2 separate regions of the Mus musculus genome follow, and region 1 is linked to region 2. Evidence: chromatin contacts called from ENCODE POLR2A ChIA-PET data. All regions are on one chromosome and are shown on one strand. The core of a region is the stretch at or near the end of the contact, and the rest is flanking DNA. Distances in the headings are between cores, read along the strand shown. Region 1 holds the start of Cpeb4 (cytoplasmic polyadenylation element binding protein 4). Region 2 has its middle 12 kb from the start of Gm35131.

Region 1 (5,919 bases), core at 862-3,361, 130 kb before region 2:
TGGCAGGAGACCTCCTCTGCTGCTGATGCTGGCTGTGATGGTGCTGGAAATGGGGGTGATGAGGATGGTGCTGGGAGAGAGGCCCGATCTGAGGGGAGAAGCTACCACCAAAGCCAGGGCTGACATGATGGGGAAAATTTTGAAACAAGAGAGCACCATTATTAGCTGAAGCGCCAGGGACCCCTCCCTGGTGAAAGAAACTTGCATCTTCATTGATTATAGTGGAGGAAGAAGGTGCTATCGCTGCTGACCAGTTACTGAAACCAGTAAGGGACGATGCACTGGATGTCAAGGGTTGGGTGGAAGTCCCGAGACCGGTGGCTTCTTGGTAATCAAACCCTGTCAACACTGGTGATTCAATGCGTAGTTTTTCTTTTCCGTTGCTGTTTTCTGAAGAACTGTCCCCTGGATTTTCTTCAGCTTTTGCCTTTTCAGTTTCAGGCAGTATTCCAGCTTCCTGACCTGGACTCGGGGAGAGCTGTTGCTTTTCTAAAGGGTCTTGTTGTTCTTGCTGTTGACTTTTTGCTTTTTCTGACCCCAAGATCTCATCCTGAATGTTATGAGTAGCCGGGGCAGGAAAGAGCCAGGCTGACCCAGCACTGCTGCCATTGGCAGCTGTGTTATTATTTATAAAAGCAGCAGGGTTGGGGGTGGCATTTTGGTGATGGTGTGGAGGCTGCAGATGTGGATGGAATCGGACTGGAAAAGCAGATTTATTCCCAGTATTGCTTTGCACTAGCACTCCAAACCCGTAATCCCCCATTTATTATTTTTAGGATCAGAATCTCACAATAAAAAAAAGACAACCTAATGTCTCACGTCTTTCCTCCCCTGTATCTCAAATATGTTTGCTTGAAGTATCTTATTTATAGCTAACTCAAAGATCACAGCTTATCACCCTACGTATCTCTGATTTGGAATTCTGGTCTCTCTGAATGGAAAAGAACCTAAAAAAAAAAACCTCTTAAAATATTGATATGAATCCAATTGGGCTTATTTCAAGGAAGGAATAAAAAAGGAAAAAGGTAAAAATCAAGTCTTTGGTTAGTAAAATAGGCGCTTTCTTTTTCCAAAGGAAAATGTTCATGAATGACAAAAACACAGCTTCTCAAGCATCTATGGATATAGAAGAATAAGCATTGTGCGGAGTAAAAATATATATATATAAAATTTAACAATCACATATGGTCTTCCTCAGCAGTTTAGATTCACATAAAAATTAGAATAGGATTAAGGGGTGAATACGTTCTTTTCTTGGCAGCTTGGTTAAAAAAATCAGGAATAATTTAAGAACATTATATATTATATATTTATATATAGATAGATTATATTAGGTTATCTGGGGCGGGAGGTGAATTTCTGGTTGCCAAAGAGGAAATCAGCCTTGACTAAAGGAAAGATGATTGCAGGGAGATTTCTGCTGTTCCTGGTCCTGTTTCTGTTCTTTTGTAGGGTGCAGTGTGGGCCTCTGGGGCTGTTCCTTGGGCTCCGGGTGCAGATCTTGCTGCGTTTGCTGTTCTTGGGCTCCCCTCGGCCTCCTTTCCCCCATGAAAGGGGTTGGAAACACCCGTTTCTCCCTCTGGGGGGTGTCGCGATCAGGAGGGATTAGCGAGACTGGACAAGGGCAAGCTGGCGGCCCGGGGGTGCGGGGAGCAAGGGGGCGACCTGGAAGGTCCTGCGGTTTCTGCCTCTTCCCCTCTCTGCGGCTCCGGGATTTTTTTCCCTCATGGGACCCAGGGGCGGTTTGTTCAGTTCTCTCAGTTCGATTCTCCGCCGGGGGGAGGGGGAAGGGGGATGGACAAAAAGGAAAACCCCGCTACCGTAGTTACTCTACAGGAGAAAAGCCTCCCCCCTCGGCTCGCGCTCTCTTTTCCCCTAGACTGATTGGAAACTATAATTTAGAAGGCTTTTGTTTCTCCTCACGGTTGCTGGGCCGCCGCCGCCGCCGCTTTTCCCCGGTCCCGCAGTCCCAGCTGTCGTCGTTGCGGACTCCGTCTGGCTCTTCTTTTTCTTCCTTCTTCCTCCTCGTCTTCCTCTGCTGTCGCCGCTGCCGCCGCCGCCGCCGCCGCCACTGCCTCCGGTGCCCAGGTCCCGCAGCCGCGGCTGAGTCCTTCTCCTCAGGACCGAGCCGAGTGAAATGACAACCAGCTGGAAAGACCGAGAGACACTTCCGGTTCGATGAGGGAGGGGCGGGGTGCTGCGGAGGCCACGCCTAGCAGCCGGAAGACCAATCCGACACCACAATCCCGACTAGGCCACGCCTCCCAGCCTCAGAGCTCCACCCAGGAAGGTCTCTGGTCATCTCAGAGCCGCCTCTTCCGCCTGCGCCTCGCCCAGCGGGGCCGGCGTCGGCCTCGGGTCTGCGCACCCAGTGCAAGCGGTGCACCGCCATCTTTTTTATGGGCAAAGATTCCTTTGCGATTTATGTTCCCAAAGCAGGCTTCTTAGGAAGTCCGTAGAGAGACGCTCGGAAGAGAATGGACATCTTGCACACTGAAACACTGAGCTAAAGTGTTGGGGGTCGAAGTGGCAACCCATGAAACCTAGAATAAACGAGAGGCCTGCCCTGAGTAAAGGTGGGTGCCCCGGGCATCACGTGCTCTGGCCCGAGCTCCGCCCCCGAGGGATGGAAGGAGAGGCGGGTTTTCCCGGCATCTGTGCTGTGCCTAGAACTGCATAGTCCTTATCCTGAACGCACGTCTCCGGAGGGATTCCCTTCAGTCTCCATTCCTCCACCCGAACCACCTACTCTCCCATCCTCCCTTTGAGATGCAGATGCTGTAGGCGTCCATGGCTGAGCCACCAACTATTAGCTTTCTACTCCACCTTCCAAGCAGAACGGAGGGATTTTTCTAAAAACGAAATTCCAGTCACGGTCCTGTTGTGCTCATACCTTTTTAAAAATGGCAGTCCGTTACCTGGAGAATAAAGACCAAACTCCGTATTGTCCTGTGGGCAGTATTCTCTGTGCCTTTTTCCACGCCTTTGTCGTCTCCTCTTGGCAAACTCTCATTTCGTTTTAGGAGTAAGTCTCCAACCTACCTACTCTGCCTTCGGAATCTCTTTTTACAGGCATACATGACCCTCGATACCGCTCATGCTTTTATATGGCATTATATTACATTGGTGGCTTATGTCTCTAAATCAGTGCTTAAAACAGTAGTTCTCAACAACTGGGTTGTGATGCCTTCAGGGAGGTGTCCAATGACCCTTTCACAGGGATTGCCTAAGACCCTCAGAAAACACAGATGTTCACATTACAATTCATAACAGTAGCAAAATTACAGTTATGAAGTAGCAACAAAAGTAATTTTATGGTGGGGAGGGGTCACCACAGCACGAGTAACTGTATGAAAGGGTCGCAGCATTAGGAAGGTTGAGAGCCACTGCTCGAAAGATTTGACATTGAAGATTGGAAGCACCAGAGAGGAATCTTGAATGGAGACATACATAGAGAAAAGCAGCAAGAATGAAATCTTTTCTGAAAGGTCTGATATTCAAATCTGAATTCATCATTTAGTTTCTTATGCCATTTGGTTTGGAGCTCACATGTTGGTTATTTGCTGTCTACTCAAGGCCTCCCTGTCTTTGCCTTTGTATAGGCCTACTATCGTTTACTCTGCTGGGGCCTGAAGTAATATATTGTCCTCAGCATAAGTTTTAGATATGTGTTGAATAAATGTTTCCTTTGGGAAATGGAAACTGAAGAAAAAACTAAGATAGAGCCCAAAGTAATTCCAACAAAATCATATATCTATATCTATATCTATCTACCCAGTATGGTGACACACACCTTTAATCCCTGAGTTCTAAGCCATCAGGTCTACACATCAAGCAAGTTCCAGGCTAGCCAGGGCTATCATCTTGTCTCAAAGACTCATCATCACCGTCATCTAACCCTTCCTTCTATATCAAGTGTCTCAATTCTCCAACACTTCCTGTATGGCTTGCCTATGTGGATCTTATTCGGGGATGTTATTCTCCTTCGTGTATATGTATCATACTGACCTCTGCAGTTCTGTGAGTTCTTTGAGCATAGGTAAGGTTGGATCTTACTCTGTTGTTTTCCTTTTCTGCCGCTCCCCTTGACACACACACACATACCTTGAGACTGAGCTGGCTCAGCCAGGTACTATTTCTTTCAGAATGATTTCCCTAACTTCCCCTTACTAGAGAGTCTTGTAAGATTCCTCTTTTTAAATTACTACTGGGTGTCAGTAAGTTAGTTTCTTAAGGGTGATTTGTGTGTGTGTGTGTGTGTGTGTGTGTGTGTGTGTGTGTGTGTGTGTGTGTGTGATTTGTCTTTATGTCACCAGTGACCAATAGAGGATCTGGCTCAGAACAGACTTAGTACATGTTTACTTAATGACTAGCTGGATGTTCTGTGTCCAGTAGATGGTTGTGGGTCACTTGGAGCTATCAGTTCTTCTCAGTATCTTAAAATGGCAACTGTGTCTTAGAGGAAACTGACCTGAAAACCAAACAGCCCTCAATTTGAACTCAGATCTGCTGCTTCCTCCTTATGTAGCCTTCAGCATCACCACTCCAAGTCCTTTCTTCCCCATAGAGCCATGTGGACAGTATCCCCAGACCTTCCTAGGATAGTGAGTTACATGAGGTCTGTGTAAGCGCAGTGCCCACATGCAGGGATCAAGATACGTGTTCCTTATTAAGACATTGAGTCCAGAGAGTTGCTTCAGCGGCATCTTCTACCTAGAAGAAGTTGCATGGACCAGTGTTCAGGAACCTCTCTTGGTTTGCAGAAGACATTCCAGGATCAGTCAGTGCTTCCGTACCAGGTCACTCTACTTGTTTAAGGTTTGGTCTGGGCTGAGACTAGGATGATCACTGGGACATCTGAGTCATCAAGGGTCAGGCTGGTGGTTAGACACTGAGAGGAAGAGAGAAGGAAGGGAGAAACGGTTCCTTTAAGTCTGCAATCTACTCAGAAACTCAGGATATTCAACCCAAGACTATCCTTCTTGAAAACATTGTGGCCTCAGCAACTGTCCCCTGGTAACCATGACAACAATTCAGCGACTCTATTTGGGATCTTTAAAGGGATCTATTGTTGCAGATAAGAGCTGGATGGAGCACTCAGCCTGCAGTAGGAGTCCTATCCATGAAGTATGCTCAACAGGAAGCTGGCAGGTTGCAGGGAAAGCATTCTTTGCCCAACCATTAAGGTGCTACCTGGTTCAAAAATAAATTTTGAAAGCTCCCTTCCTGTCTAGAATACAGACCCTTAAAGAAACTATAGACTAGGGAATGCCTATAGCCTGCTAGCTGCTGCCTAGCCCCCTCTAGGTCTTGAAGCCAACCATACCCCAAACTTGGAGCCTTCCAGGAAGTAATGTTAATGTCTGTACCAGCCTCTTTCTTCTAAAGCTTGGCAGATGACATAATTCTCATACCATAATCACACAGGGTAAACTCTGGCCCCCTAGAGCTCTAATGTCCTCACTACTGCTTTTGAAGCATACATTGCCAGCCATTTCCAAATAGCCCACACCCAAGCTACCTAGAAGCCTATCTAATGACTTTAGCAGTCATAGCCTCCACCCAAGGCTGTTTATATTGTGTACAGTGCAGTTCCATAAGGTACCATAGACTAGTATATGAATGAGATCCACAAGAGTTATACAGTACATGGGCCCTGGTACCTTTCCTTTCTATAAAACATAGGGACACATTAAAAAGTATGGCACCCCTACGGAAGAAGCTACCAGATACTAACATAAATGATATAAGCTCATATCTATGCATGCAGAAATATTTAAAGCAATTTATCTTTTTAGAGTCAGCAACCCAGAAGGTTTTTAACTGAATTGAAGAACTTAGTGTCTTTAGTATTGGTTTTAGTAAAAAGGTAAGTCTAGACAGGTATAAAGGCTGACTGTATAGGAAATGAATACTCAA
Region 2 (5,843 bases), core at 1,851-4,350:
CCCTTCAGTTGGTAACCAGAGGTTGCCACATGCCACATGTCAGCCATGTGCCATGTACTTGGACTACACAGATGAACAAAGCAGACAGAATCCTGCCATTATCGAGCTGATATCTGAATGCCATGGAGCTAGAACCTGTGCAATCACTGCTAAGCAAACAAAGGAACCTAAGACCTAGTGTCTGCCTTTGGGATGCTGTAATCTAGTGGAAATGTGACATTTAGGGATGATTTCCCTGAGCTGTGCTGATTAAGTTGGTTGATCTGGATTAACAGAGAGTCTGTGGGAACAAAGGTGGCCATTTAGGAAGGCTTCCTGGAAGAGGTGTCACCAAATAAACCCTGAAGTATCAGCCAGAGACAGCAAAGTTCATACAGGGTGCAGAGCCCGAGCCTTGTCTTTGTTGGCTGTGGATCTCTGAGACCAGATGGTTGAAGGGACCCACTTGTTCCAGAGGCACTGTCTGTATGGGTCAGTGAAGGAGAATGGGTGGGTTTCAGGTTCTGGAACCTCTTTTGTTAGGCAGGACAGGGAACTGTAAAGCTAAAGAGTGCACAGCCTGGGGTTTCAGAAAGCAGGGAGTGTTAAGCAGACAAATGGCCTAATGCTGTTTGTGGAGGCTGAGGTTCTGCTGCAGGAACCCAGGCTGGCACAAGGTAGTGAGGATTTATCCCAGCCCTAGGCTTTGGAGTCTAAGTCCAGTGCTCTTATATTTAAAAGAAAGAAATTCTAGAAGCAAAATCATCCTTTAATGGAAAGAAAACCAACAGCAGATCAGCCTTGTCTGGTGACAAGGATAAGCCCGTCATGGAAGCTTTTGTCATGGGAGATTTCAGACATAGGGCACATACAGTTTGGGTTATGGCATGGAGGATGCTTTCCACCTGGGGGAAAAGCAGAAGCCATCAATCAAGGAGGCCAAGCAGGTCCTCTCTGTGTCACCAGTCCCCATTTTATCCTCCCTCCAAGCTCTGTCCTGAGGCCAAGCTCCCACCTCAAAGGGGATGAGAGAGAGAGTGGATGCCTGAGCTGAACATGAGTGACAGGGGCCCAGGGACATGGTTTCCAACTTTGCCAAGCCCCATGTTCCGATGAGGCAGCAGTGTCATGAAGCCTTTCTGAAGCACAACAAAGAAAGTCGTAAATCAATACTCTCCAGAAATATTCTCGAAAACACCAGGTGGGCACTGACAGCAATGCTGGGGGGTCTTAGCTGTGCGGCTCAGAGGCTGCCTGAGGACGACTGGCCTTTACGGGGGTGGAGGCTAGGGTTCTCAGGGAGTCTGGTGCATTCCTAAAGTTTCATCTGGTTGCCAGGAGGATGTTAGGTCAGACCCAGAGGTGGGCAAGGAATGGCTATCAAGGTGGCTGAAGAGAGCTCCAAATAAATACTAGTGGGCTGTAGACTGGCAACATTCCAACCTCTCCATGGTCCTTGACATTCCAATCAGCCTCGTAAAAGGTGGAGTGCATGGAGTGGCTTCTTCCTGGGAGCTTTCCTTATTACATCACACCGCAGACTTCCATTTCATAGCAGTGACTTCCTGTGATTTGCTGTGTCTACCAAGGTGATTGTGACCCTCAGTATGATGGGGCTTGTGTTGCTCATTTGTAAGTTTTCCAGAGCGTGCATCTTGTTTCCTCTCCATGTGTTAGATCTCCTCACCAAGGCCATACATGTGACTTTAACTCCTTCCTGCTCGTCAGTACACAGTGGGTCCCCTTGGATGGATGTGTCCTCTCTCCTGCCCTACACTTTTGACCCAAGCAAGCCCATCTGACCCTACTCAACCTTTAGTGCTACCACCGAGTACTCAGGGAGAGATAGCCTAGCACAGAGGCCCATGCCCACTCTGCCTACACCATCTTGGCTCTGTAGCCCCGTTGCCACAGCTTGTGAGCCCAGCCATTAATAAGTGAAGAGAAGGCCATTAACTATATGTGAGAATGTCGCTTTAGTGCTCCCTCTTCTTCACCACTTGGGATAAGGGAGGCTGAGTCACAGCCACTGGACCAAAGGGAGACGCTGGTACAGCAACTGAGTGTATAGAGCTGGCAACTGACCATGTATAACTGGCAATGAACATGTATAATTGGCTGCTCATAGCTTTGCTGCGAGCCTGCGCTCTCATGAGCAGCTGATGAGCATGTGTACAATTATGAACCCACTTTACAGAAAAGAAACAGAGCTATCTATCCCATCTTGAGATGTATCTTTCATTTGCAAGCAAAAGCAGAGGACCCTGAATTCGAGGAAGTGGCGTGGACACTACCTGGGAAGAGAAATATTGAAAGGACGAGTATTCCACAGATGTTGGGATTCTCTGGATTCAGGCAGGTAAAACCACCGCACTGAAGCCTCTTTACTGTCACCTCAGTGTCTTACCCCTAAGGGGACCAAGGTCAGTGATCGAGCACCCACCTCATCTAACAGGTTAAGAATCTAAAGCCCAACCAACAAAACCCCCCACTAGGCCCAGGGGTCAGGGTCCTGATTAGCTCATTTCTGAAACTTGAAGTCTAGTCCATGGCTACAGGGTCTTGGGGAAGGCAGTGATCATATAAGCCACCCAGTCAGTCAGGTCCTGTGTCCCCTCTAGGAATTCATGATGACATGGGTGACCTTTCTCCTGAAAGGTTTAGGTTTTCTCAGTGTTCACAGAAATGGGGGTTTTGTCTGATATTTTTAACCCAGAAATCTGCTTCATTGTAGCCCCTAGAACCGGGAACCAGCAGAGGATTCTGGGTATGAGGCCTGCCTTACACAGAAAAGCAGCCCTGTTGTTGGCTGAGTGCAAATGCTGCAGCAACCATCTGTTTACTGTGTGGTTCTGGGGAGACCCCAGGGAATCACAGGATCTCACCCTGCAAGCTCAAGGACCAGGGAAATGGTCCAAAAGGAGGTCACAGGACGAGATTTGACATCAAAATACACTACATATCTTGGCCTCATCTTCAGCTTCATATCCTTTCCTAGTCCTTACCTGGCCCTGAAATAAACTAGGGGCCTCTAGGGGCCCAAGCAAAGGCCTGAGGTGTTCTCGGTGAATCCAGGTCATACGGCTGGCAGGCAGCAAATTTGCAAAGTCAAGCAGATGAAAATATGGACAAGAGAACATAGCTCAAGCCAAGGAAACTCAATCTGATTCAGCCGCAGGGCACCTAGGCTGGCAAGGCCAGGTAGCAAAAGGGGGGGGGCATTTTCACTGGCTTGCCCTGCCTTCTGGGCAAATGGGGCCACCAGTAGCCTGCCCCTTCCCAAGAGAACCATAGGGATCCTGAGGTCCACTCCTTCAGGTCTTAGAGGAGATGAGACTTAGGAAACTTCAGGACAAGTAAGGTCACTCACTGATTGGCTTCAAGGTCACAAGGCTCTGGCAATAAAATAAAAACCAGTGAGGTTTGTCCTAGAAACTGGCTCACTGACAGTAAATTCAGGAGCAACTGGGGCAGGTAGGAAGGGAAGCTGGTTTCTTTAAGGAGCCTCTGTCTATTTAACTGCTTAATCATTTACTGGGCCAAAAGATCTGGAAGTGACTCCAAAAGTCAGAAGACTCAGATAGCCCACACCATGTCCTGGCAGGGCATCTCAGAGCTTGGCACCCAGGACATAATCCTTGGCTCCAGCCCACATCGCCCCTTGAGGGAAAGAGCAAATACTTGACTGCCAGAAGAGGTCCTACTGTGGATTCTCAGCTGCTTTGCCTGAAGACAACTGCTTTGACAATCTCTTGCCTTAAAGGGAGGCTCTGGGCATGGACCACAGTGACTCATAAGCGGATTCCTCTTTGCTCCTGAGCACCACCTGCTCCAAGCAGTTCCAGGAACCCTCTTTCATCCTCCTCCTCTTTGCTGCTCACCCACAAGGGTGTCTGCAAGCTCCTTATCCATCAACAGAGTTGACGAGTAGCTGATTGACAGGAAGCTGTTATATGGGCTGTACCATAAGAGATCCAGGAGATGTGGCAGTGGATGTGGCCGCAAGCTTTGTTCCATCCAGGGGAGGAAACAGGTCTTAACTGAGTGACAACCCTGCTCTATCTGTGCAGACTGCCATGAAGTACAGAAGGCTGAGTGCTGGGGTGGGAGACAGGCACACAGAGCTGCAGGGTCTGTGCATCCTTCCTGGATAAAACTATAATAGAACTAGGACTAATGCACTCGTGAGAACCCATCAAACAGTGACCACCAATGGTAAACCCAACCTAAGCTATGTATTTTAGTGAATGACAATGTATCCATGTGGGTTCCCTGTCCAGTAAGTGTCTCACCAGTGTGGGAGGCTATAAGGAAAAATGGAACCATGGTGACACACACAAAGCCTTCTGTATGTTGCCCTGACTTTATGATGGTATGGAGTGCTCCATAATCCATAGAAACCATACTTTGATTACTGAATCTGGCTCTTTCCTCAGGCGAGTACTATGTGGTCTGATGTTCCACCATCCCGAAGGGGAGCAGCAGACTCTCCATGCCAATGAACAACACCGCCAGTCAATGATGCTGGGAACTCACTATGGACGGTCAACTTGACAGACTAGAGAATCGCCTAGGAGACAAACATCTGGATGAGTCGGTGGAGGAAGTTCTAGATCAGGTTAATTGATATAGGATATCCCACTCCACATGTGAGTGGCACCACTCTGTCCTGAGCTGAATAAGAGAAAGTGCATCTCAGTCCACATCTTTGAAGTGTGAACCAAAATAAACCCTCCCTCCCTCCCTTGCTTCTTGCCTGTCATTTGTCACGAGTTCATTGACAGAGCCCCATCCTAAGGTAAACTGCATCTCATGTTGGGAGTTCTCTGCATTTTTCTCTAAAGCTTTTCTCTAAACCTAAAATTGATGTGAGTTTTAAAATCTATCACACAGAAAACATGAAATTGCAAGGGTCCAACTGTGAGAGGCTGTATGAGGGCCTCAGCAGACCCTGGGAGGGGCGCCCACAGAGGTGTAACGTGAAGCTAACCATCACTTGGCCATAGGCATAGAACCTGCAAGTGGGGGTCATCTCTGCAGGGAAGGGAGGGCCCATTTTCTGATGAGTGTTTGTCCTGCCCAGCACTGCCTCTCCCAGCACCATGACTATGGGTCACTCTTCAGAAGGGTGTGGCTGACAGGAAAGTCAACAAGGCAGGAATGGGTAACCTTGGGAACAATTGAGCTGGCATATGAATAAGAATTATATTTTTGTTTGACAAAGATACCCCTCTTGCTTCATAAAGCAAATTGTGGCAAAGCCAGATGCAGTGTCCTTGGCTGCTGACAGTGTTGACAGCTTGTTATCTGGGCGTGGAAAACTGGAGCCTTCCGCAGAATACAGAAGTTTTCAGGTTTAGCCAAATAGTTCTCAGGCTGGAGAAGTTTGGGAAACCCTGGAGCTCAGTGTCTCTCCATGAACAAAACAGAGTGATTCTTACTACCTATAAAACCCACCAAGGCATACTGAGAGGGAGGTGCAGGCCAAAATCATGGGCAATACAGCAACAGGAGCAAATCTGTGTCCACCTACACACACACACACACACACACACACACACACACACACACACACACACACATCTGCATGCACACACACAGCTTAGTATAGAGAGGTCAGAGGGAATGCCAGTGGCCTTCATCAGGAGACCAGAACCTGTTCATGAGCCAGTCAGCTGGTCAGTCATTGTTAGTCAGCACTCCATGTGATAAAATGCCTGGACTGGTTATTTTTGTCAGCTTGACACAAACTGGAGTCCCCTGGGAAAAGGGAACCTCAATTGAGGAAGTGCCTCCATCAGATTGGCTTGAAAGCATCTCTGTGAGGCATTTTCATGGCTATTATCTGATATAGGAGGACTCAG

Evidence for each region. ChIA-PET counts read pairs that join two places held with the same protein, here RNA polymerase II (POLR2A).
Region 1: POLR2A ChIA-PET joins it to region 2 with 10 read pairs in Patski. The contact joins the promoter of Cpeb4 here to the enhancer-like site in region 2. POLR2A ChIA-PET finds 5 or more read pairs at or near these places in 4 of 5 experiments (Patski and embryonic stem cell).

What each region holds. Positions count from the first base shown.
Region 1 is chr11:31,867,132-31,873,050 of GRCm38, reverse strand. Cpeb4 (cytoplasmic polyadenylation element binding protein 4) reads right to left here and starts at 2,111. Exons shown (of 10, transcript NM_026252.4): 1 at 1-2,111. The coding sequence starts at 763.
Region 2 is chr11:31,736,140-31,741,982 of GRCm38, reverse strand. No RefSeq gene overlaps it. Among named protein-coding and RNA genes, the nearest start is that of Gm35131, 12 kb to the right of the region's middle. Within about 2 kb of position 3,100, at least 1 of the 3 ENCODE cell types and tissues checked has a DNase peak (open chromatin) inside an H3K27ac peak, as active enhancers do.